Linked DNA regions of Mus musculus: region 1 is linked to region 2. A link is a loop called in an ENCODE intact Hi-C map of the cell type or tissue named here. Cell type or tissue: heart. All regions are shown on one strand.

What was found. Peaks named below come from ENCODE experiments on the same cell type or tissue, not always from the same donor. Only the 100,000 strongest peaks of a DNase experiment are listed, where the experiment ranks them.
Region 1: it touches region 2 in a loop (10-fold over the local background); 22 of 42 quality-filtered maps call a loop at or near these places.

What each region holds. Positions count from the first base shown.
Region 1 is chr7:111,965,557-111,973,556 of GRCm38, forward strand. No RefSeq gene overlaps it. Among named protein-coding and RNA genes, the nearest start is that of Gm33204, 40 kb to the right of the region's middle. In heart, CTCF peaks have their summits at 4,159 (motif pointing left) and 4,360; no DNase peak of the experiment used is centred here; H3K27me3 peaks cover 1,526 bases.
Region 2 is chr7:111,177,564-111,185,563 of GRCm38, forward strand. No RefSeq gene overlaps it. Among named protein-coding and RNA genes, the nearest start is that of Gm33098, 29 kb to the right of the region's middle. In heart, a CTCF peak has its summit at 4,915; DNase peaks (open chromatin) are centred at 2,208 and 6,168; H3K4me3 peaks cover 828 bases; H3K27ac peaks cover 3,324 bases.

The DNA of each region.
Region 1 (8,000 bases), 790 kb after region 2:
TCCTGAGAATCTGATAAAAAGTCATGGGCCAACTTCTCTTCGTCCAGACCTAAACATCCTATGACAGTTGCACACTCACTTTTATGTCCCAATGTCACCTAACACACTAACCCTTCCCTTAATATATTATTTGGCATGAGTCTGCATTACATGACACAACCAGAAACTTCCACTTCAACCTCCTTCAGCTTCCTTAGGAGCACAGGCTGTTTATGGAAGGTATCTGCTGAGTAGGTTTTGGACACAAGACTCAAAGGCCGGAGCTACTCACTTGTATCCATTCTTTAGGTTGAGATAGGGCTCAAAGAATGTGTTCAACTGAATCTAGAATGATGTCAACTATGCTGCAAAGCCATATTCTGGGTATGAGCAAATATAAGCTCTATAAGGTTTCCAATGCAGTAGTCCCTGTAGGATTTCACCCATGCCTAATAATGCGTTGTCAAGTCCTGTGTATGGTACAATAGCTGCCCGAGCATTACGTTATAACATACCCCAGCCTGGATAGAAGCCAATGAGATAGACTTAGCCATCCCAAATGTAACATCTTGTCAAGAATGCTATGCCATATGGAGCACAATTTCCCCACAAAGTGGAAAATTCCCCCACCATCAGTTAGAGGTCCAATTCAGTACTAAGTATGATACTTGTCGACAGACACGTGTGAACATGCTGGCCTACATAGTGCATGACAAATGACCTTCAACTCCCCTAAAGTGGCACAACTAGAAGGATCCTTTTTCTCCACAGCACAGGTAGGGACTTCTAGGACTGCCCCTGAGGAAGCTCAGATCTCCTGTCAGCCTCTGCATGGGCTCCTGCAGACTTTATGAAACATCTCGACATGACTTTATCCAAACAACTGCTCCAAACTGCTCCAAACCTGGAGATGGCCAAAGAAACAGAAAACACAAAGAATAATGTAATACAGTTGAAGTTCAGTTCTTTTTAAGTATACTCCATGCATTAGTCAAACATGATGCTACATGCCAACAGGTCTGTTTTACATAGACAAGATAAGACTGATGTTCAAAGTTTCCTTCCTTTGCTAGAAAGTGGTCGGTCAGCTCCCCACACTCCTACAGCTGCACTTGCTTCAGTATCTCCGATTAATGAGCACTACTCCTTAAAAAGAGGCACTATCACTTTCATAGGCAGCCCTCTGTTGCTGGATTTCCATCATTCCCACTTTTTCACTGCCACGAGCAACATTGCAATTAACATCTTTCCCATTTTTATAATATTGCAAAATTACTCTCTAAACAGATTGTAACAATTTACATTTCCTCATGACAAACAGTAGAAATCTTCCCCTTGCTGCTGAAAAAGCCATCAATTGGCTCCACTTGAAAAGATCCAGGGGGAAGGTTGCCAAGGCAGGCTGCACTGCCTCAGCTCTCTGTTCAGGAGAGCGCCCTCGCTTCCAATGGGGCTCACTGGCAAAGAGGAGCATGCATGAAGCCATGGGTTTGATTCCCAGACCTGCATAAAGTGGATGCTGTAGAGTATGCCTGAAATCCCAGCAGTTGTGAGGTGTAGGCAAGGAGGGTCAGATCTTCAAGGCTATCCCCAGTACATAGCAAGTTTGAGGCCAACCTGGGCAAAAGAAGGGAGAGACGGGAGGAGGGTGGAAATAAGAAAGTGAAGGTGGGGAGGACAAAAGGATGGTGGAAGGGATGGAGGGAAATTAGAAGGAAAGGGAAGAAAGGGGGAAAGGAAGAGGGACTAAAAAAGATGAAAGGAAGGTGGAAGGAGGAAGAGAGGAGAGAAGAGTGGGGGGAGGGAGGGAGAAAAAGAAGGACCCATTCTCCCTGGACTTAGCTGTAGTTCTCACAAATGCAATGTGTAAACTGAGGTCCAGTTTCCACATGCTATCAGCCCAGGTGCTACTGGCCACTCCCCTATACAGGTGCACAGGAGACCAGCTTGGCTCACCAGCACTTTCAGAGCTGTCTCCTGAGAGCCTGTGAGTGACAGAGCTCTCTAAGTGAGCACAGGGTGGGGGGGGGGGTAGGGGGGCAGCCATCCCTAAATCCCACAGACTGAACTTTCTGACCACCTGAAAACTCTCTATTCTGGTGCCTGGCTTTGCCTTTGTTCCTTCCCTACTTGGAATGAAGCCCAGCTGGCCAGCCCCTTTGGTCCCTACAGCTCAATGGCAGTGCTGCTGTAGACCATAGCAATTGTGGTGGCGAGTAACTTGAGCATTCCCCTGGTGAGTGCCTTGAGCATCCTGATGGTGAGGACCTTGCATCCCACTGGTGAGGGTGGACCTTGAGCATCCCGCTGGTGAGAACCTTGAGCATCCCGCTGGTGAGAACCTTGAGCATCCCGCTGGTGAGAGCCTTCAGCATCCCGCTGGTGAGGGCCTTCAGCATCCCGCTGGTGAGAGCCTTCAGCATCCCGCTGGTGAGGGTGGACCTTGAGCATCCCGCTGCTCTCACACCTCCTTCTGTTCTAGAATCTCAGAATCACCTCCTCCTTTAAAGCTGGTCTGGACTTTGACTACTCTAACTTATTATAGCTGCCTGGGCAACTCTTGCTCTGCAGAGGAAGGAGCAGGCCCTACAGCACTAACTGAAAGCTTATGGATGGTCCCCCAGAAAGGGGGAGGAGTCAACCCGAATCCCCTCTCTACCTAACGCTGCTTCTCCAGGAAGAAATGCTGACCATTTCTGGCTAAACAATTTACTTGGCAAACTGTTCGTGAGATTTATTAAGAAAATGAAAGTTTCTCATCCAAACCAGGTAAATGTGTGGCCAGGTGGCAGGTCCTTAGTTGCTGAGTGCTGGGGTGATAGTTAATCCCTCACATTGATCACAGAAGCATTAAACTTCTTAGGCCACTCATTGCTAGGCAACCATTGTGAACTGTAGGCTCTAAGGAGAGAGCATCTGTTCTTGTCACAGAAACTGTCCTATTAACAAGGAAATGCATGTCCCACGTCCACGTGTGCTCTCCAGATGGCCAATAAGGTGTTCCTCTGTAATAGCATCCATCGTCTCTCAATCACTAGCTCCAGGGCACAAGCGCCTTGTAACCTAGGGGACAAATGTCTCCTTGTCATGCTGCTTTCTGTGTCCCACCATATAGATAGCCCAGGCTTGAAGGGCATCATCAAACCAACTGTTTGCAGAACAGAGACAACAGGGCGAGACTTAGAGCAACAGGTACAGCTCCATGAAAGAACTCAGTAAGTAACTCTAGGTCCAGACTTGGCTCTGCCTCTCAGAAACTGTGCATGACAGCTCATCTTCGTTGCTGAGTGGACTAGATTCAAAAGGACTTTGCATCCATAGGCTGTGTGTGTCTGGGAAGGTGTTTCCAGGAAGGTTTAACTGAGGAGGGAAGGCTGACCTTGAATGTGGACAATGCTATTCCACAAGCTCAGAGCTCAGAGTAAATTAGTGGGGTGTGCTCTGAGTGTCAGTGTCCTGCCTAGACTGTGGACACTGGCTGAAATGTGACTCCCCCACCCCTACACACACACACACACACACACAGAGTCTGTCTTTCTACCAAGATAGCCTGTGTCCCTTCTTAATCATGGAGCCGAGATAAACCTTTCTTTCCTTAGGTCACTTTTGCCAGATACTTGGTCACAGCAATGAGAAAACTGTGTGGTACAACTGCAAATGCACATTTTTTTTTAGCCTTCTAAAACACAATTTCTTCATCTCTAAAATGGCTTAGTGGGAGTTCAAATGGCTTAGTGAGATTGCTGTTCAAGCATGAGACCCTAAAACTGAGCTCCAGCAGCCAGGCGTGGCAGTGCGTGCCTGCAATATCAACATAAGGGATAGGGGGCTAGGGGCTTGGTGACTGTCAGCTTAGCTCCAGGTTCAGTGAGAACCCCTGTCTCAAGTGAATGGGCTGGAGTGTGATGGAGTATTAATTAATTAATTTAATGAAAAAAAGGATTTTCTGCAATTACAAGTATAAGAGTTTAAGTGTGGTTGAGAGTACACAGTTTAATAGCTTGTACATAATAGGAGATTCCTTCTTACTTTTAAACAAAAATGTGTGTATTTTTTTTCTTCTATCCAAAGCTAGAATGTTGCAATCTGCTTTTTTTCCTTGTTCTTGCAAAAATGAGGAAACCTGTGGATATTATTGGTCCAGAGTGGCCCATCTCTGTTCTTGTGCTGCCACCTGCTGGATGGATATTTTAAGAACCCTGCACTAAAATGCCTGGAGCACTTCCTTGTCAGTCCTTACCTGACATTCCTCTCTACCTGTACCTTTCAGAAATTAACCCAAGGCGCCCCCAGTCCTACATTTAGCACTGGGGACATGAAAATGCATCCCGAAGATGGGTTGAAACTACATAATGTTGGCTCCTGCGTGTTAGATAAAATTCTAGTTGTTCACCAGTGCTAAATATCTCAATCCAAATAAAAATATGTTGAAAAACACTCTGCAGGCATGTTAACACATGACCCTCAGTCCTTTGTGACAGCAATTGGCCAGAGCCAAGTGTTCAGTGCCCTTTAATGTGAGCAAACTCCTCTGTTTTACACACACTCACAAGCACTGTCTAGAAATCTGTTCAAGAAATGTGCCACCGACTTTACTCACAGCCCCCTCCTCCAAATACTGTAGAAAACCCACATCAGTATCAAGTCTGTGTACAGTTATGGCAGCCAAATATAGCAAGCTACATGAACTAAGGAGTAGTTATACACATGGGGGGGTCTTCCATGCCTTTAAAACATTTATATTTATTTTACAGTATATGGATTATTTCTGTAGCTAATGTTCATTATGAATTGGATGTGTTAGTTGTATCTTGAGGACAAGGTAAATGATTAACTGAAAATGTGGGGGATGGATGCAAAGAGAACAAAAAATATCTTTGAGGTCAAAAATTATGGTCAAAATAGTTTGCTTTGTGCTTGGTACAAGCTAAGTACTAAATAATTATTCATTATTGCTATTATTACAGGAAGAGCTGTTATCCCAAAAAAATGACCTTTAAAATCCTGTCTTTTAAACAACATTGAAAATAGCAAAATTGAAATCTAAAACTTTTTATGTTAAAGAACATAAATCACAAACGCTTGGTCTAATGACTTGACCCGGGAGAATCCAGGCCTGAAAATAAGAGTCAGCATGAAAAGCCACCATAGCAAAGGAGAAGCTAAAAATGCAAAAATTCCTACTGGTTGAATCTGTCAAAAATATTCACAGAAAAATTATCTCACAAAAAATATATACTTTAGTAAGATAAAATTTTAAATTGGAAAAATAAAATTATTGAAGTACATTTGTTCAAGACATTATACTTGTTTTACTACTCAGCCCTCTACTCCAGTACCTCAGGGGTCCGCACCAGCCCTCTGGCCTGTGCCCTAGCAGATGCTTCTCCTGCTTAGTATCCTAGCTCGTGCTCTCATGCACATTGAGGCAGGCTTCTCATTGTTTAGCTTGTAAACTTTTCACTAGGGGTGGAGGAGGTGGCTTAGTCCACAAAGTGCTTGTCTTGCATGCCTGAAGACCTGAATTCAACCCCCAGGAGCCTACATAAAAAGCCAGGCATGGTAGCATGCTTGAGACAGGCACGGGCAGATCCCCGGAAACTCATTGGCCCGCTGGCCTCTTAGCTAAAGCTGCACGCCAAGGAGGGGAGGTGCTGGACTGAAAGGCTGAAAGCACCTGAAGAATGACACCTGAGGTTGTCCTCTGACCCCTGTCCATATGTGCGCACACTCACAAACACGCACAAACATGCATGCGAAATCTAAATGAACTGTGTACAGTTCCTGGCATCTTATATTTCTCACTGAACATCTTATAGAATCTCTGAACACGAAGGGTTGATTTGTATACCACAAAACCCATGAGAGGGATTGCTGGGTTGACACAATCTTTGCAGACCATCATGCAATTTTATAAGATCTGGGGACACAGTCTCCTAGATTATCTTGGAGTTTTCTATTTCATTTTGTATCTATGTCTAATTTGTTTTTGAATGCATCCTTTTCCTACTGAACTAAGCTACCAATTTTCTAATCTCCAATCTGACACTTAGTTATAGCAATTCTGTTATCTTGTAACATTAGTCTTTTTATAATATTTTTCTAGACTATCATTTTGGTGCTTATTAAGTTCATTTTACCAAATCCCAAAGCTAGTGAAACTCTTGTAAGAATTATATGAAATTCATATGCTAATTTTCAAAGCAACCGTCGATTTTTAGTATTGTACTCCTACCTGTATGAACTACTTTTCTCATTACTGCAACCAAATACCTAACAGAAACAACCCAAGGAAATGGGGTGGACTTTGAGTCATGTTGAGCCATGACGGTACAGTCCCTCAATGGCAGGGAAGTCATGGCAGAGTTCCTGGTAGGTAACATATCTAGCTAGGACTTGTTCCATGGTGTGAACCAGAAGACACAAAGCAGGGTTGGAATGAGGGCTAGCTATAGCCTAGAAGGCCCACTGTCCTAAGACCTGAGACCACTTCCTCCAGCTAGAACCCACTTGCTGAAGGTCTCACAAGCTTGGTTGGGGGCTAAATGTTCAAACACATGAGTAAAGAAACATCTCACATTCGAGCCATAAAACTACCCCAGAAACATGACATTGCAAACTTGTCATATCTTGTTTTTTATGTTCCTTTAAAAGGCATATAGGGCTGGAGAGGTGGCTTGGTGTTTAAGAGCTCAGTGTTCTTGCAGAGGAGCCAGGTTCGATTCCCAGAGCCCATATGGCAGCTCACAACCATCCCTAACTCCAGTTCACCTCCGTTCCAGGCACTTACATGGTATACAGTCATACATGAAAACAGAAACTCATACACATAAAATAAATTTTTATAAAAGAGTGACTTTGTTTTTTAAGATCTGTAACCTTTAGTGCATTGTTCGTTATTATTTACTTTGTTGAAGCCCTTACCTCTGCTGTCTAGTTTCTTCTGATTTTGTTTGTTGTCACTAAAAGAATCCTCACTGAAATGCCATGCGCAGCCACTTGCTTTTCTGATAGGTTTTTAAACTGCCATTTATCCTCCATCTAGACACCCAACAAAATTCTCTTAGGACTCTAAACATTTCAAACACCCTCCCTCCCTCCATCTTCTTTCCCTAATTTCCTCCCTTCCTCCCGCCTTGAATGAATGATCCTCCTGACATCCGCCCCCCATTGTGGGAATTGTAGCTGTACACCACCATACCCAGCTAAAAGGTGGTGAGCATATGAGTTGTCTGTATATAAGATGAGGGAGGGGAGAAGGAGGGAGGGAGGGATGGGGAGAAGGAGAGAGAGAGAGAGAAAGAGAGAGAGAGATTGGCTTGGTTTACACTGAGATGGGGCTCACTGTATCACCGTTTGACATAACATGTGCTGTTCACTTTGTTTTCTTGTTTCATTAGGAATAGTTGCTAGGTTGAATCAAATGTCTTTTTGATTGATAGGGTTTCTCTTTCAGTGTGTTGATAATGGGTTTATTGATAGAGTCCCTACTATTAACCTACATGAGCATCCATAGGGAGTCTACCCTTGCTTGCCTACTCCCACCCCGCCTTCCTGGAATCATCTTGTTCGCCTCGTGTTTAGAGAGTTTGCATCTATGTGCACATCTACTGTCTGCGACTAGACTATTTTATGGGCATTGGAATTGCTATTCTTAAACCCGAGTCTGCCTGGCCCTGTCGTCTCTTTAATCACAGCTTTGTAATCACATTTTAACACCCCAAAGTGCAACGGGCCCGTTCACAGTTTCCACTGCAGCTTATCCTTTGGCGAGGGTTATAGTTTGCTAGGAAGCCAACTGTTTTCCAGTGTTTTTCCATAGAGGTGTAGGTAGTGTTCCTTAAAATTGCTTTAAGCTCTATCATTTCTAGTGTCGTGGAGTTTATTCTCCTTCATCCTTTAAACACAGAATTTGAACTTTAGTCTTTCCATTCCCAGTCCAACCCTCACACTCCCACACCATGACCCCAGAGTGATTAAAGCTGAATTTTTAAATTACATAGCTTGTAAATTTGGCTTGC
Region 2 (8,000 bases):
TCCTCAGACACCCCATAGGCCTATCTCTGTCCCTAGATGAGAAGATTGAGGTTCAGGGACTTTCCCAAGTTTTATTAATTTTATTTTAATAAGTAGATGCTGAGATATGAATTGGTTCAGTCTGACATCTAAGTCATGCTTTTTTTTTCCCCATTTGCCATTTAGTACAGGCTGACTTGTAACTCTCTATGTAGCCCAGGCTAGCCTCAAACTCAGGTACCTCCCTTCATAGCCTGTTACAGGTATGAGCCACCACGCCAGCTTTCTTATTGCATGTTTAGAAGTAACAGTGCTTTGTAGTTCTTCTGATTGTACCATTACAGGTACTGAGCTTAGAGGCAAAAAAATCCCGAAGGATTCTGAGAAAGCTTTATTGACAAGAGGGAACTTTATTTGGCTTCCTAAGAATGTGGGCTAAAAAATATCCGGAGATCACACCCAGGGGAAGAGGAGAGTCCTTTGAGGCAGGAGTATACCTCAAATGTTCTCAGAACACAAGTACCTGGGGAACAAGAACATTTGGGAGGGAGACTTGGGTGTGGGGACACCTGGTAAGGACACACGACACTCCATGAAAGCAAGTCCCTGGCTGTATCCTCTCAGTAAAGAAGGAAATGAACAGCATCTATAGGATATTAGCTTGTTTCTGCTACATAAATGGAGTCATTCAGACAGAAATTTCACTGAGGAAAACACAGCGGTTTTGATAGAGCAGCTGCAAGCCATCAGCTAATCTAACATTTGCTTGCTTACTAACAGAGCTGCCTCTGACACTGCCCAGGTAAGTGGTACTGTAGTGACTGGTAGAACTGGAAAGAGTCAGCAACTGAGCAGCTCTATAGGCTAGCTCTGTAGTGGCTAGCTTAGCTGGTAGCAATTGAGCAGCTCTGTAGGCTAGCTCTGTAGTGGCTAGCTTAGCTGGTAGCAATTGAGCAGTTCTGTAGGCTAGCTCTGCAGAGGTTAGCTTAGCTGGTAGAGTACTTGCCTAGTGCACACACACAAGACCCTGGGTTCAATAACCTAGTACCAGGGAAAAAAGCCAGGTTCCAGATCTAGCCTCTGTTATTCATGGAAAGAAAGCAAAAGTGATGTCTTATCACGAAACTGGAAATTCAGGCTAGGGATGTAGTTCAGCCTGTAGAGTGCTTGTGCAGTGTACACAGAGTCCTGGGACTGAGTCTCTTGTGCCACATAACCTAGGTGTGGTGGCTCATGACTGGAATCTCAGCACTCGAGAGACACAGGAAGGCCAATCAGAAATTCTAGGCCAGCCTGGGCTACATAGTGAGTTTCAGGCTAGTTTGGGCTACATGAGCCCTTTTAAAGGTTGATTGAATATTAGAATGAAATAGTGGGCTGACAGTATATATAAGCCCATCATCTGTCATGCTGGGATGCTGGGGAAAATTCTGAGTTAAATATTAACTGAACTACTTACTCAGAAATGTAGTTTTTTTTTTTAAAAAGAAAACCATTTATTTGTGTATTTATTTATTTGAGTATTTATATTTATTTGTGTATTTACATTTTGTACAACGGAGTATTTTTCCCTGCTTGTTTGCATGTGTATATGCCTGGTACTTGACAAAGCCAGAAGAGGGTGCCAGATGTGGGCACTGAGAACTGAACCTGGGTCCTCCAAAAGAGCAGCAATTGCTCTAGACTGCTTAGCCATCTCTCCAGTGTTGATCCCCATCCTTGGCCCCCCCAAACCAAACCTGGTTTTACTATGTAGTTGTGGTGGGACTAGAACTCAGAGAAATCCTCCTGTCTCTCTCTCCCTAGTGTTGGAATTAAAGGCACATGTTACCATGCCAGACAAATGACCCATTTCTGTGAATCCCTCTATTTTATCTACCACTTTACAGCTTAGTGTTTCTTTCCCACCAGCTCCTGGAAGACAGAGATTACATGTCTGGCACACAGAGTAATCGCATTTAAGATTCAAGGGAAATAAAAATGGGAGTAAACTCTGATAAGGTACGGGTGCTGGGCCTCTTCTGGAACCCACCCCCAGGGCTCACAGAGAGCATCCTGTGTTGTGTTCATTCCTGATAGCGTCAAGATGGAGGCGAGGGGCCCAGAGAGCTTGGGGACATGTCCCCTAGGGAGGGGAGGGCTCTGATGCTGGTAGTAGGAGGCCTGGAGGCTGTAATGAGGCCTCTAGAGGTCCAAGGAAAGGGCCCCAAGGTCTGCTGGGTCTGACGCAAGCTCCCAAGAGCAGGGCAGTCAGCTGACCTCCTTTGGAGAGAGGCCAAGGCTGGCTGCACGGAAGAGAGAGTGGGAGGTCTGGGAAGGCAGAGAGGGGAAAAACTAGAGAGGCCAGGGGTAGAATGGAGGGAGGAGGTGAGAGAGAAAGGGAGAGGGGACCTGGGCAGAGGGCTGGGGAGGAGGGGACAAGTAGGAAGAAGAATGGGAAGGGAGTGAAGAGAAGAATCAAGAGCAGGACCAGAGGCACTGAGGGAGCAGGCAGAGATGTGAGGAGAGGCTTGGCCCAGTCCCAGAAAAGAGATGGCTCCAGAGGCCTGGCAACTCCTTCAGCTAATACCACATGGAGGGGCCAGGAGTGGGGTGGGGAGGGTGTTCTCTGTTGCATGGTGAGCATCAGGGTAGGGGCTTCAGGGCTTGACCACTAGGTGGCTGGATTTGAGGAAGGGGATATAGGCCTTGGTGAAGGAGAGGCAGGAGACACGGGGGTTGGGGGTGGGGTGGGGGGAATCGAGAGCAGAGCCAGAGGAGAGGGTGCTTGTGGCTGGGTTCTAGCTGAGAACAGATGGAAAGAGGCATATTTGCTTGCCTTCTTTATTCATATGCTTACTGAGAGGCTACAATATTTTGTACCCTGAGCTAGCCCTCCAGGGCCCCGGCATTAGCACTGTGTCTGTCTCCTGCTCTGAGCAGACCTGCTGATAGAAAGACTTCCCAGCAGCATAGGGCTTAGCTGTGTCTTCTTCACTGCCCGTGTCTTGGTTTGCTTGTCTGTAACATCAAGTTTAGTAGGAAAACCCTTCGGTAGGTCTTATTTAGAGGGTTAATGAAGTGGTTTGTAGAAAGCTAATTGCTCACTGGTATGGAGGGACCATCCTGAAAGGGTTTTCCTTGCAACGTCTGAGCAACTGGGTTGTGAAGGAGGAGGAGGTGTTTGCAGAGCAGGAGCTGAACCTTCTGGGCTGAGGAGGTGGAAACGGCAAGGAGGAGTTTAGGGGAGACTGTTGGGGTGATTGTGGCAGAGGCTGGTTTTGTGTAAGCTTGGGACTGTGGGCAAAGCTCACTAAACACTCAGCTTCTGGGGTTTCCTTAGACCTGCTTGGGCCTCTGCACAAAGCCCAAGTGATAGATAAGGAGGAGACGGTGTGTGTGTGTGTGTGTGTGTGTGTGTGTGTGTGTGTGTGCTTTGTTTAACTCCTCAGAGATTTCTGATGAAGTTGTTCCCACTTGATCCATAGACTTGTCCTAGTTTAGGCCTTCTGGTGGTCAGCTGGATGGATGGCAATAAACAGCTTTATCAGTGTGCAGCCTTTAATTTGACCCTTCTATATCACCTTGGCCAAAGGACACTCCCTCTGGGACACCTTCCCTGATGGCACAGGTCTGTCCCTACTGTAGCTGACCATTGCACTATTCTTACACTGAGAAAACCTGGAAAGCCGTCACAGTTGGTGGCTCACGAGCCTTATTTCTCCCTGTGCCTACTCCTTATACAAAAAGACATGGACTGGAGAGCAGGGGGAGGGAGCGATTTTAATTCACAGTGTGGCCAACACAGGGTCATCGAAAAGGCTTCTGCACCAAGTGCCGCCCGACTCTCCGGAGGGTGACTCTGGGAGAACCCTCATGTGGGTCTGGCTTTTTCTTCCCTGTTTTATTTTGCTCCTTAGGGTCCACTCAGAGTCAGGTGATTCCTAAAGAAACTTTCTGGGCAGAGTTACCTCAGTCAGATCCCTCATGATGCTCCAGTGTGTATGAGAATTTGTATGTGTATACATGTATGTAGATATGTGGATGTATGTGTGTATAAATGTGTGTATTCATGTATGTGTAAACAATGTATGTGTAGTACATATGTACGTGCATGTGTTTGCATGTGTATGTGTGTGAGATGTCTTGGTTAACTTGATTCTCAGTGCCTTGGTTTTGAGGAGGCAGTGAGGAAGCTGGTCTCTCCTGTAGCTGGGAGGAGCGATAGGCACAAATAGCTCATGGTTCTGGCAAGAAGAGGCAAAAGGGCCTGCTTGAAATCTTACTTGTACTGTAAGCTTCTAGACCTACCTGTCTGACCTGCCTTATTTGATTTTTTCAGCTTTCAGCCAGCTCGTAGGCGTGTGTGGCTCCAGGGATCCCTTCCTGTCCAGGAATCCTGTCCTGAAGGGGTGCCTGTGTCAGGGCTGTGGTCAGGCGCTGTGCTAGGCACATTTCCTCAGACACTGTCTCCTTCAGCTCTTAGCAACCTTGGAAATAGTTTCACCGCCTCCATCCACTAGACAGAAATGGAGAATGGGATTCAGGGAAGTTCAGACCCCACAGTCCATGAGCAGCACGGCCATGGCTTAACCTGTCTGTACCACTTGGTGATGGTGCTCTAAGTCACCACGCCGCTCCAGTGGTTCAATGCCCCACTTGCCACTTGAGAACACTAGAATTTACCAAGCACTGACCAGCTCTGGGGAGAGTGGTGGTGAAAGCCTTGACTGAGGGTGGAACATGCTGAGGGTCAGATGCCACCGGAAAGGAAGGCACATTCCATGTGTGTGGTTGCAATCGTCAGCGAACATTGAAGGAAAGGATTAGAAATAAAAATGGTGGTGTTAGATAGTTAAGTGTCAATGTTAGCTTTTCCTCTTGATGTATCCCTAATGTCATAGTATTTACACTACTACAGAAAGGTCTCAGGCTTAATGTCATACTAGTTGTGGCCACATGGTGTCCCTCCAACTCAGTCTAAATCTTTCAGACAGCTGACTCCCTGCAGTCTCCAAGGCAGAACTTTATAGAGCAGAGGCTGCCCTCAACCCTTGAACTGGCTCTGGCTCTGGTGGTCTCTAGCCAGAGAAAGGAAAAGGGACAGACAAGTTTTCTCAGACCAGAGTGGGGCGGTGGCTTGTTTGTTACTAAGAGTCTCAAGAGACAGTTTTGATGTTGAAGGTTCACTGTGAAAGGGACATTAGTGATGGCTCTCTGAAGGAGGGGGCCGGCAGGACTGCAGCTTCCTTGGGTAGTGGGACTGGATCTGTGGGTGAAGGTTGGCAAGGAGGCTGGAGTGGGAGCCAAGGAAAGAGTAAGGACTGTGATGGTATGGGAAGGAGACATGGTGGGTTTGTATGTAGACAAAGCCCACACACCATAAGAAGGTAGATTCATTGACTTAGGTAACTCCCTCTCTCCCATGTATCACTACATTTTCTTGCCAGTCTGGACCCAAGCTGTAGTGTCTCTGAAGATGCTGATGTTCCTGGCTTGGGGAATTTGGAATATAAAGGAATTCCTGTCTTCACACGATCTGCCATTGTTTCCTCGATGATGCTGATGATGATGGTGATGGTGATGGTGATGATGATGATGAAGGCAGGGTCTCCTGTACATACCCAGGCTGGCCTCTAATATCCTATGTAGCCAAAGATGATATTGATGTTCTGATTCTCCTGCTCCACTCCCTGAGTGCTGGGATTACCCGTGTGCCAGCACACCAGTTTATTCAGTGCAGGGGATTGAACCCAGGGCTTTCTGCGTGCAGGTCAGCAGTTTTCCAGCTGAGCTATGTTCCCAACTCCTCTTCTCTCTGTTTAAAGTCCCATGCCAGAACCCAAGTCTTCTCCTCTTGGTGCACCAGGACCCTGGCTCAGCCAAGCGTTGTTTTCAGAACCTTTGGAACATGTGTTTCAAGGCTGAGTTGTAATAGTGAGTGACCATGGGGAAACAGCAGGCTCCTAATGATTTGGTCCGTAGGGATCGACGTTGCCATGATTCCTGTGCTTGGTTTCCTTGGGTTCTCCTGGGTCCCAAGTTTGGTATCCCAGCTTTTCTTTGGTCTCCCAGTGACAGCAAATTTCAGGCTATTCTTAGCTAGAGTCACTACCGTTACTTGCAGTGAGATCCCTGACTCAGGCTCTCTCATTAGAGCAGCCTGGAGGAAACTGGCTCAAGTCAGGTCACACTTGACTGACAGCTGAGCTCTGGAACCAGAGTCTCTGCCTCCCAGAGAAGGGCTCTGCTGTTGTGTGTATAGTCTGTACTGGATATACAGCAAGCTCTCCTCCTCGCTTGGAATAGCCTTTTGAGGATCAGTGCATCAGATCCCCTGAAGCATGGGAGCACACATAATACATAAAGAAAGCTCTGTAGTATTCCCCATCCGCAGTCTAAAACGCTGAAACACTACACGCCCACGACTAACATTTCTCCTAAAAAAAGAAAGCTTTTAGCCCTCTCTACAATTGTAGGTAGTTTTAAAAACGGCATAAGAACTCATATTGTCTTTAGATATATATTGTCAGTTTCCTCTCATTTCAGAAGTTCTGAACTCGCTGGAATGGACTGTGATTTCCTACAGAAATAAGCTCTTGAATTCAAGTAGGTTTCCCCACTCTCCCTTGAAGCCTCCTCCAGTTTTCCTAGGCTGAGGGGGAAGAGGAGGATGGAGGGCTGTAGCCTGCAGCCCTGGGCAGGGAGCTGGCTTTCCTCCTTTATGAAGTGCCGAGCTTCTGGCTCCCTGTGGACATCAGAGTGCCAGAGACAATGGTTCCATCTTAGCAACAGCAGTTACTTTGAGTTTTACCTTTTGCGCCTAGTTTCTTAAGACTATCACAGCAATGAACATAAATGCTACATTATAAAACAACACACGTTTATTAACTTTGAAATGTTTTATGAGGCTGAAGTCAAAGGCTGTGTTCACTCAGGAGGCTCCAGAGAGAATATCATCTTTGTCCCCCCCCCCCTACTGCCCAGTTGTGAGTTTATTTTTAGTTATGTGATTGTGTATGTGAAGGTATGTGCACATAGGTTTTATTTTTTTAATTATGTGCTGTGCTGTGTATGTGTGAAGGTATGTGGTTATGCACACATGAATGCAAGTATCTGTGGCAGCCAGAAGAGGAAATTGGATCCCCTAAAGCTGGAGCAACAGCTAGCTGTGGGTCACTTGATGTGGGTGTTACAAACCAAACTCAGGTCCTCTGCAAGAGCAGTGCCTGCTCTTAACTTCTGAACCAACTCTCCAGCCCTTCCTTTTCATAAAAAAAGTTTTTGCGTAGTTATATGATCTGAAAAACGGTTTATTTATCAGAGATTAGACTATAACTCATTATTCTATGTTAGATCAAAGTGTGAGCATACAATCAGTTTCATAATGTTCTGTTGACAAGATGTGGCCAAATTTATCCAGGCCTTTGCCTAGTTTTGGAAATTTATTCTGATTTTCTAACCAATAGCTGTGGTAAATACTTTTGCATACACGGAGTTTTGCATTTGTTTTTATGGTCCCCCCCCCCCTTCCCCTCTCCCACTTGGGATGAATTTGCAGATGTGGAGTTAGTGGACCGAAGATTTTTATACAAAATGCTTTCTAGAGAGGTTCTATCAATTTTAAAAACACCAGATTCTGAAGATTAGGAGATGGGCACCTATGGGGGATTCATTAATTTGTCTCCTGCTGCCCATCTGTGAAGTGAGAATGGGAGTCAGGGCTTTACTGGCAGTTGAGAAATGAGAAAAAATACGCAAGTCTCCAAGGAAGGCTTGTCAAACAGTAGAGACCTGCACAGCTGCTGTTGCTCTCGTGAGCTGGGGGATACCTGGGTGGGTGGCCTGCAAAGAGGGACTCCTGCTGACTCTGTGTCACACACACACACACACACACACACACACACACACACACACGTATGAAAGTGCCCTTGGGGGCTGGAAGAGGGCATCAGATGGCCAAGAGCTGGAGTTACGTGTAGCTCTAAGCCTGGGAATGGAACCTGGAAAGAACAGTAGGGCTGAGTTATCTCTTCAGCCTC